2 separate regions of the Mus musculus genome follow, and region 1 is linked to region 2. A link is a loop called in an ENCODE intact Hi-C map of the cell type or tissue named here. Cell type or tissue: left cerebral cortex. All regions are shown on one strand. Links, peaks and the distances in the headings refer to the core of each region. The heading gives the core; the rest is flanking DNA.

Region 1 (5,390 bases), core at 270-5,269, 370 kb before region 2:
TGAACAATTAAATCTAGAAATTGCATAAACAGAAGTTTGGCTGAGATACAAGTTATGAAAGAGCTTATTTTGTGTATCAGTCTCATTGCTCAATAGCCACAGGACAAGGTTCTCACTGTACTGCTCTGCTTATTTATCAAGACCTACTATGACTCCTGAATCTCACATCAACAGAATCCTAACAGTAGTTTCTGTGTCACATATAAGAAATAGGTGCACATATCACCTCCTCTGCTTATCTCCTTCCCTTGGGCACTTTCCCCAGACTACCTAGGAGGCAGTTGGAGACTCACTCTTGTTAGGGTTGGGTGGCCAGGATTTAGGTGTGGTCTGTTAGAGACTTGGAAATTCAAAAGCTTTCCCACAGAGTAGATAAGAGCTTAGGGAAAAGGGTATTTTGGCAAGATCAAAACATCCCAGAAGGCATTTGGCGTTTGCTCAGTGATTACAACACAGCAGACGTTTCTCTGAAAGGATGAGAGGCAACAATGAGTACCAGCTAAGGACCATTTCCAAGTCTCAGATCTGATTTTATATTTGACATTACACATAATCTTTCTTGTCTAACCCTTTGTTACTTTGAAGCTATACACAGGCTCTATCTCCAGAATAACTAGGATGTTCTGATTAGACTTTTTAAGTACTGCCTACTTGTCCATAACACTTAGTCCAGTATAATCCCACAGTCAAATAATCTGTTGGAATCTGGAACTGAAGAATAAGAGAGTAAGGAGATAGCTATGGTCGACAACTGAATAGCACAAATTGTTTGTGATGGCCAGATAATTGTCTCAAAAGCTGTGCATAACTCAATTACAACAATGAAACACAGAAACTGCATTAATGAAAGTTCTGTCACAACTTTCTTAAATATTGTTAAATATAGCCAGTCAAAAGTAACAATGTGGGCATCTGTTTTACAATGATCATCTAGGATACCTCGTCTTCTGTAGGAAAGTTTGCTTTTCAGCATCTCTCCCATCTGTTTATCACTGATGTCTCTACTAGTCTTTGGAATTCTCACATAGAGAAAAAAACGAACAAACAACAAAGCCACACAGCGAAAGATCTCCAGTGAGAACAGGAGACCTTGGGCTAATGCTTAGGGTGTGCTGCTGAGGTTGTCATGCTGGGGCCAATGCTTGCCGTAGGAGGGGAATCTGGTGGAGCTGCACAGGCTTCCGGGCTACACCTCGGCATGGGGTATAGCTGTTTGGAATAAAGACTGGAAGCTTCTGCTAAGATGTTTTCAGTCCAACAAGTGTCTTAGGGTGGTTATCTGGCGGGAAGGAAAGCTTAAGGGTGAAAGTGAAACAAAAGTCTATTGATACATTTGCTGTTGCCATTGCCCAAAGTAATAATAGATCTAATTCAGAGCGATGATACCGGTGGGAGGAGATGCACATGCTAAGTGTTCTGACTTCATCACAGTGAATTGTGCAATATTCAAAGTATTGCTCCATATCCAATAAATACATATGAATATTATGTGCCGAGCCTGTCTGTCTCTGTATGTGTGTGTGTGTGTGTGTATGTGTGTGTTTGTGTGTGTGTTAGGCCAGTGGACAATTTCAAGTGTCTTTCCTCAGGCATCAGCCATTTTTCTTTTTGTGACAGGGGATCTCACTGGCCTGGAGCTTACCAATGAGGCTAGACTGGCTGGACAGGCAGCTCCAGAATTTGCCTACCTCTTCAGTACTGAGATTGCAAGGCTGGGCCACCACAACTGCTTCTTTTCTTTCTTTTTTTTTTTTTTTTTTTTTTTTTTTCCCCAAAAGCATGGGTTCTGGGGATCAAATTCAAGTTCTTGTGCTTGCAAAGCAAGTGCTTTACCAACTCCAGTAAGTTGTCTTCTACACATGTACCATGGTAAGAAGAGAGAACACACACACACACACATATATATATGAACACAAAAATAAATAAAATATAATTTTTAAGTAAAAAATTTTAAAGTCAAGTAAACTATAGCCTGTGAGTTAAATCCAGCTACATACTTGCTTTGATAATAACATTTATAAGAATCACCCACATACTAAGAAGTAGCAAAGAGAGTTAGAAGCAGGCAATAATAATTGTTCCACAGATGCATGGAGAACATGGCCTTTATGCTATATGTTATTTTTATTATACCTGAATATTTTTCCAGCACGTGTGTGTGTTTTAGGCACTGAGGGTTAAACCTAGTGCCGCATCCATGCCAGGCAAGGACTCTGCCACTTCTTTACCTTCTTTTTAACTTTTATTGTGAGACAAGTTGTCCAAGTTGGTCTTGAAGTCACTCTGAGCTGTCCCCCAGGAGAACCTTGAATTTGTAATCTTCATGCCTCAGCCTCCCTAGTAGGATTATAGGTCTGCACCATTAGGTTTGTTTCTAAGAAAAATGTAATATAATATATGTATATGTCCATATATATTTACGTGCATATGTATGTATTACATATGTATCATATATTCTCTTACTTAAACCTAAAATTTTAAAATCTGGATATTTGAGAAGATTAGGAAATTACTTGGAGGTTCTATATGTGATAATGGTATTTATTATACTTTCGTAGGGCTGTTTCCTTTTTCAGAGTGGCATGGACAGATGTAAAAGAACTTACACAGCATTTGGAGTTGCTTTTAAATAACCAGTGGGTGTGGTAGAGGTAGAAACAACATGAGATTGACCACTCTGTGGAACTGTGGATGGTAGCGAGGGAGACTTGTGGGTCGCTGGGCCATGCTTGTTCTTACTGTATATGTTGAAATTTCCAATAATAAAAAGGTTTTAGAAGAACACTTTGGTTTTGTTTGCTTTTAAAGAAAACACCCCCATTGTTAAAGCTCAGGTTGGCTAAGTCTAGCAAATAGAACTGCCTGTGTGCTAACCTGAGATTTTGATTTTATCAGAAATAGAGACAGGGCCTATGACAGGAGCCCTGGCTATTAACAGCAGAAGCAGGGGGTGCAATGACTCAGGTCAGTGGGAAGGATGGGAGCTTTCTACGTGGCTCAGTGGGTGGAGTTGTGCAGCAACTTATCTCAGCAGTAACTGGAGGCAGCACTTCTAAGAGACACAGTGAGTAAGGCAGGAAATGAAACTATAAGGGAGACTCCCTAGAGGAAACAGCAAAACTTGAATTCCAGAAAGCTGGGGCTTTGGAAGCCAGAGAGGCGCAGCCCAGAGATCTTCAACCTGCAGAAATAACTCCTCAGGTCTATGGAGAAATTAAAGAGAAATAAACTAAAGCATTCAAGGGATAGCTTACTACTTGAATTACTAAAGGAACAGAGAACTAGTGGAAATTAATAGGAAGAAAGAATCAGGTTATTTGGATCTCAGCTTAACTGGAAGATCAAACAGAATCAGACTGTCATGAACTTATATTGTTCAACTCATCAAGTCTAAGTGAGTTAGTGTGTAGGTGGAGTTTGGCTGCTGTGAGTGTTTGTCTCTCACCTGTACTGTACTACCTCCAACTAGATCCCATCTGCTAAATTTCTTTTCTCTTTCTTTCTTTCTTTCTTTCTTTCTTTCTTTCTTTCTTTCTTTCTTTCTTTCTTTCTTCCTTCCTTCCTTCCTTCCTTTCTTTCTCTTTCTTCCTTCCTTTCTTTCTTTCTTTCTTTCTTCCTTTCTTTCTTTCTTTCTTTCTTTCTTTCTTTCTTTCTTTCTTTCTTTCTTTCTTTCTTTCTTTCTTCTAAATTTCTATTAATGGGCTAATCCACTGAATCCTCAGAAAATCACTTCCTCAAGGCCCCACCTCCAAATGTTGCTGCACTGGAGGACTAAGCCTTGAGCTAGGGACTATGAGCCTCTGGGAGACATCCCATGCCCAACTATAACAGTAAATCAGTTATCTTGATGGGTTCTTTCTACCATATATAACCAGACCAGAACATGCCATTGTGTTTTAGAAACAAAAACAATTACTATTTGTTTGTTTGTTCATTTCTTGAGACAGGTTTTCTTTATGTAGTCCTAGCTGCCCTAGAACTGGCTGTATAGATCAGGCTGTCTCTGCCTCCCAAGTGCTGGGATTAAAGGCATGTATCACCAGAAGCAATTTCTGTTGCATATTCTTAGTCACTCTACTCAAACACAGATATGATTTAGTATCTCTGTCAGAAATCTTTCCACAGATCCTATCACCAATTTTTTTTTTTTTTTTTTTTTTTTTTTTTTTTTTTTTTTTGGGATAAGAAGATGCTCATGACTTCTGTGCTGCGTACTTAGATTTTTCTGGTCACCATTCAGAGTCTAATGGCCCAGCTCATTCTTCTAAGCATCCTTCTAAGCTTTCTGACAGCTGGAGCTGTGTGAAGCCCTCCTGCTAGTCACCTGCTGTGTTAGCACCTTGTTTTAGTTAGGGTTTTACTGCTGTGAACAGATACCATGACCAAGGCAAGCCTTATAAAGGACAACATTTAATTGGGGCTGGCTTACAGGTTCAGAGGTTCAGTCCATTATCATCAATGTGGGAGCAGGGCAGCATCTAGGCAGGCATGGCACTGGAGGAGCTGAGAGTTCTACATCTTCATCTGAAGTCTGCTAGTGAAAGACTGACTTCCAGGCAGCTAGGGCGAGGGTCTTAAGCCCACACTCATAGTGACACACCTACTCCAACAAGTCCACATCTCTTAGTACCACTCCCTAGGCTAAGCATATACAAAACATCTCACACCCGCTTGTTTTCTAGGGTCCTGCATAGCTGCTGCCTTCTCTCTGACATAGTTTTCTGACTGCTTTCTCAGTAACTTGATTATTTTCTTCTGTACATTCCTGCTATTCCCTGAGCATATTTCTTTAAAAGCACCCATAAAATATGTTCCTTTATTTACTTGATTAAAAGGGTTTGGGGGGAAGTGGCTGGAGAGATGGCTCAGCAGTTAAGAGCCCTGACTGCTCTTCTAAAGGATGAGGGTTCGATTCCATGTGGTAACTCACAGCTGTCTTGTAACTCACCCTCACACAGACATACATGCAGGCAAAACGCCAATGCACATAAAAAACAAAACTAGATAAATTATTTTCTAAAAAGGGTTTTGGGAGGAGCTGATAATGAACTAGTTTCTGTATCAATAGTCTGTAACCATAGTTTAAGATTAAAGCAATTAAGACAAAACAGTATATGTATACATATATGTAGTCAAGGGGACATCCTTCCCCTTACTATTTGCACGATTTGATTATTGTTATTGTACTAAGTGAACTCCTTTGTGCATCAGGAAAAAGAATGAGATTTTTGTGTTTAAAAAAGAAAAAACCCCAGATGTGATGATAATTAATGCTATTATTGCTTGGGAAGAGGAAGCAGGATGACCAGAAGTTCAAAGCTATCTTCAGGTGAACAAGGACAGCCTGCATTGCATGAGGCACTATCTCAAAAAGAAAAGAAAAGAAAAAA
Region 2 (5,390 bases), core at 149-5,148:
TCTCTGGTATTTGGAATTTAAAATGCAGTCCCAGGCTGGAGATATGGCTCAGGTGCTAAAGGCTAGGCTCATGACCAAAATAGATAGATGCAGTCTTTGTTTTTGGAATGATCGATCACTGGATGTTTGACACAGTCCATGCTTTTAACCAGATTTGAACAGAAGTGTGGCCACCAGGTAGAAGGAAATGACGTGTTTGGTTTCATGTGCCATATAATGACCAAAGTTCTGCCTTACCATGCAGTGCCAGGTGAGGCTGTATTTCATGTCAAATTTTTTCTTGATATAGACTGGAATATTCTTTTTTATGTCATACTGCTCCAATGCCTGAGTGGCTCACTCTACTGAGTCTTGTTGCTGATTGAAAACATTAAAAATTATGAATCTTTACTGAATATGTAAAGGATTCCTTTCTTATTATTGTCTAAAATTCAGCTTGACAGCTATGTAGCATGTACACTGTATTACAAATTATCACTTAGAGATATATCAAGCATGCAGAGTAGATGTAGGTCATCTGTAAATATAATATCATTCTATAAAACAGATGTGGACATGTAAAGATTTTGGTCTTCATGAAGATACTGGAACCTACTCTAAGTATAGAGAGACAACTATACATTATCATCCCCATAATTTAATATCATCACCCCTCATGGAGGCTAGACATGTGTTTTGTATGATATTTTGGAAAGCATTGGCTATTTACACATGAGTGAATGCATAAGGGGCCACTGGAACAAGAATTAAACCACTACAGTTTGTATTTGCCCATATCACTTATTTGATTTTAAATTAATTACTCTATGCCTCTGTATTTGAAAAATAGGAATAATAATGGTATCTACTTTACAGAGTAGTGTTGAAAATTAAATTAATTTATGTATATAAAGTACCCAAACAGCTTCTATAGAACATAGCAAGTATTTATTCAATGTTACTTACTTGAGTCATTGAGAAATAATGTATTTTATGAAAGATTAGAGAGAATTCTAGCTAATATAACATATAGCATTATTTATATTTTATACTTATATATTACATATAATTATATGTTATGTATAACACATACAATATCTAGTTCTTATATATTATATTTTGAATTATAATATTGATTATATAATATAATATTAAATGTATGATATGTGGTATATAATGTATTATATTTTATTAATTACAAATATATTTGTCATTCCTAGAACTGTTACTATAAAATATCACATATCATATAAAAATGTGAGTTATAAGACATTATGTATATTTCTTAGATTTGTTATTCAGAATGAATTTTATGCCTATACCATTTTGTATTTTAATGTTTTATATTTTTAAAAGCCAAATAAGACCAATCTAGAAAAGATTTTTGTACATTAATATTGCTTTAACATGCTAACTATGCCCAATCCTTGTTTATAGTGTTTGTAAATGCTACTTAACAGTGACAATTGGTCCACATGGTTTACTATTGCTATCTGTGTTGCACTAGTGAGAGATAGCCAGGTAGATAGATAGGTAGGTAGGTAGATAGATAGACAAAATAAATATGGAACTAGAAAATATCATCATAAGTGAGGTAACTCAGATCCAGAAGGACATGCATGGTATGTACTCACTAATAAGTGAATATTAGCCAAAAAAAGTAAAGACTACCCAGGATACAATCCACAGGACTCAAGAAGGTTAATAAGCCAAAGGGCCCTAGTGAGGATGCTTCAATCCTATTTGGGAGGGGGAAGTAAGCAGTCACTGGGGGCAGGGTTGGGAGGACAGAAGGAGGAACAAGGGAGGAAGAGGAAAAAGGGGGAACAAGATCGGGTATTGGGAGGGGAAATATGAGTGAAGCCCTGAGGATTAGCATTATGAACGGGAACAGGTAACCTTGGGAGGTGTGTGTGTGTGTGTGTGTGTGTGTGTGTGTGTGTGTAGCCTCTAGAATGTGCCAGAGATCTGGGAGATGAGAGACTCTCAGGACTCAAAGGGAGGGACCTTAGATGAAATGCCCAATGGTAGGGAGAGGGAACTTGTAGAGTCCATCTCCAGTAGAAAGACAGGGCATCAAGTAGAGGGATGGGGTTGCCATCCCATGGTCAAAAACTCTGACCCAGAATTGTTCCTGTCTAAAAGAACTGCAGGGACAAAAGTGGAGAAGAGACTGAGGGAACGGAGGTTCAGTGACCAACCCAAATTGGGATCCATCTCAAGGAGAGGTTCCAAGGCCTGACACTATTACTGATGCTATGGTATCTTACAGACAGGAGCCTAACATGACTGCCCTTCAAGAGGCCCAACAGATTGAGACAGATGCAGATACACCCAATAAATGCACTGAAATCAGAGGAAAGCCTGGAAGAAGTTGTGGAGGAGGGTGACCCCATAGGAAGACCAGCAGTCTCAAGTTACCTGGACCCCTGAGAGCTATCAGACACTGAGCCACCAACTAGGTAGCATACACTAGCTGGTACGAGACCCCCAACACATATACAGCAGAGGACTGTCTGGTCTAGCCTCAGTGAGAGAAGATGCACCTAACCCTGGACTTGAGACTCCAGGGCGTGGGGAGACCTGGCAGGGTGGGAGTGGGGATATCCTCTTGGAGATGGGGGTGGTGGTGGTAGTGGTGGGTGCAGGAGAGGAATGGGATGAGGAACTATCAGAGGGTGGACTGGGAGGGGGATAATGACTGAACTGTAAAAAAAAAAAAAAAAGATTAAAGATAATTAAAAAACAAAAATCTTCACACCGAATTTCAAGTGTTTGCTTCTTAGATTTTTATCAGAGTATTTATTCTACATAAACTAATTTAGCAAGTCAACTTTGTCATTTAGTCAATTTAACATGAATATGAAAGTGACTCACAGAATGACAGGAAGGTTTCTAGCATGACAAGTACATCACTCTTTAATAATAGCACATGAGTTTTGTTGCTCTTTGGAGCCATCTTCTGGTCAGTGGTGGATTACAGATAATGTAAGTTTTCCCCATGAATTTTTTTTTCCATTTTTTATTAGGTATTTAGCTCATTTACATTTCCAATGCTATACCAACAGTCCCCCATACCCACCCACCCCCACTCCCCTACCCACCCACTCCCCCTTTTTGGCCCTGGCGTTCCCCTGTTCTGGGGCATATAAAGTTTGCGTGTCCAATGGGCCTCTCTTTCCAGTGATGGCCGACTAGGCCATCTTTTGATACATATGCAGCTAGAGTCAAGAGCTCCGGGGTACTGGTTAGTTCCTAATGTTCCACCTATAGGGTTGCAGATCCCTTTAGCTCCTTGGCTACTTTCTCTAGCTCCTCCATTGGGAGCCCTGTGCTCTTTCCATTAGCTGACTGTGAGCATCCACTTCTGTGTTTGCTAGGCCCCGGCATAGTCTCACAAGAGACAGCTACATCTGGGTCCTTTCGATAAAAACTTGCTAGTGTATGCAATGGTGTCAGCGTTTGGATGCTGATTATGGGGTGGATCCCTGGATATGGCAGTCTCTACATGGACCATCCTTTCATCTCAGCTCCAAACTTTGTCTCTGTAACTCCTCCCAAGGGTGTTTTGTTCCCTCTTCTAAGGAGGGGCATAGTGTCCACACTTCAGTCTTCATTTTTCTTGAGTTTCATGTGTTTAGGAAATTGTATCTTATATCTTGGGTATCCTAGGTTTTGGGCTAATATCCACTTATCAGTGAGTACATATTGTGTGAGTTCCTTTGTGAATGTGTTACCTCACTCAGGATGATGCCCTCCAGGTCCATCCATTTGGCTAGGAATTTCATAAATTCATTCTTTTTAATAGCTGAGTAGTACTCCATTGTGTAGATGTACCACATAAAACCAGAGACACTGAAACTTATAGAGGAGAAAGTGGGGAAAAGCCTTGAAGATATGGGCACAGGGGAAAAATTCCTGAACAGAACAGCAATGGCTTGTGCTGTAAGATCGAGAATTGACAAATGGGACCTAATGAAACTCCAAAGTTTCTGCAAGGCAAAAGACACCGTCAATAAGACAAAAAGACCACCAACAGATTGGGAAAGGATCTTTACCTATCCTAAATCAGATAGGGGACTAATATCCAACATATATAAAGAACTCAAGAAGGTGGACTTCAGAAAATCAAATAACCCCATTAAAAAATGGGGCTCAGAACTGAACAAAGAATTCTCACCTGAGGAATACCGAATGGCAGAGAAGCACCTGAAAAAATGTTCAACATCCTTAATCATCAGGGAAATGCAAATCAAAACAACCCTGAGATTCCACCTCACACCAGTCAGAATGGCTAAGATCAAAAATTCAGGTGACAGCAGATGCTGGCGTGGATGTGGAGAAAGAGGAACACTCCTCCATTGTTGGTGGGATTGCAGGCTTGTACAACCACTCTGGAAATCCGTCTGGCGGTTCCTCAGAAAATTGGACATAGTACTACCGGAGGATCCAGCAATACCTCTCCTGGGCATATATCCAGAAGATGCCCCAACTGGTAAGAAGGACACATGCTCCACTATGTTCATAGCAGCCTTATTTATAATAGCCAGAAGCTGGAAAGAACCCAGATGCCCCTCAACAGAGGAATGGATACAGAAAATGTGGTACATCTACACAATGGAGTACTATTCCCCATGAATTTAAAGTTAAGCTTTTTGAACATCATGCACTCCCCATAAGGGGATAGCTAGAAATCAGTAGCCCAAATAATACCTAGAAGCAGTTTCTTCAAGAACAAAATAATGAGGGTCACTTAGAATGATGAAGAAGAGGGTCCTGGGTAGAAATGAGCATGTCCTCTATACTGCAGAATTATTTTAATTGTCTAACAGGTTTTTGTGTACTTCTTCCGGCTAATAGGATAGAAACACATACACATAAGCACACACATGCACTTTTAATAGCATGTACAAACTTAAGTGTATCTATATAGATCAACACCTTTCTTCTTTCAAACATTCATTACAAAAGAGAACTTCCTATCTGATCTCTTCCTATGGCAGCCTCATTACTATCTCTTTACAATAGCAGTGCTCTATTAGGTCAAGATGAACTCCTAGCTTTAAAGATCTCACCTGTATTCATCCTTATTATAACAACTGCCCTTTCTGTTCAGATGTGCATGTGACCACAGCTTGTCAAGGGACCCCCCCCCACACACACACCATTTTCATACTTTCAGATTTCTATCTTTGGGGCTGGAGAGATGGCTCTGTGGTTGAGAGCACTGACTGCTCTTGCAGAGGACCTGAGTTAAATTACCAACAACCACATATTTAATTATACATACATGTTGACTTTCCCAATATGATACACAGTACTTCAATTAGCCCTCCATACCCACAGGTTCTGCACCTGTGTATTAAGATAACTTTGAGTGGAAAATAACATAGGGAAAGGTGCCCATGTCT

The links. A loop is a pair of places that touch in the nucleus more often than their neighbours do. Peaks named below come from ENCODE experiments on the same cell type or tissue, not always from the same donor. Only the 100,000 strongest peaks of a DNase experiment are listed, where the experiment ranks them.
Region 1: it touches region 2 in a loop (4-fold over the local background); 3 of 42 quality-filtered maps call a loop at or near these places.

Annotation. Positions count from the first base shown.
Region 1 is chr11:21,079,880-21,085,269 of GRCm38, forward strand. No RefSeq gene overlaps it. Among named protein-coding and RNA genes, the nearest start is that of Peli1, 8.7 kb to the right of the region's middle. In left cerebral cortex, for the core only: no CTCF peak of the experiment used is centred there; a DNase peak (open chromatin) is centred at 3,000.
Region 2 is chr11:21,450,998-21,456,387 of GRCm38, forward strand. No RefSeq gene overlaps it. Among named protein-coding and RNA genes, the nearest start is that of 4932414J04Rik, 57 kb to the right of the region's middle. In left cerebral cortex, for the core only: a CTCF peak has its summit at 2,934 (motif pointing left); a DNase peak (open chromatin) is centred at 2,927.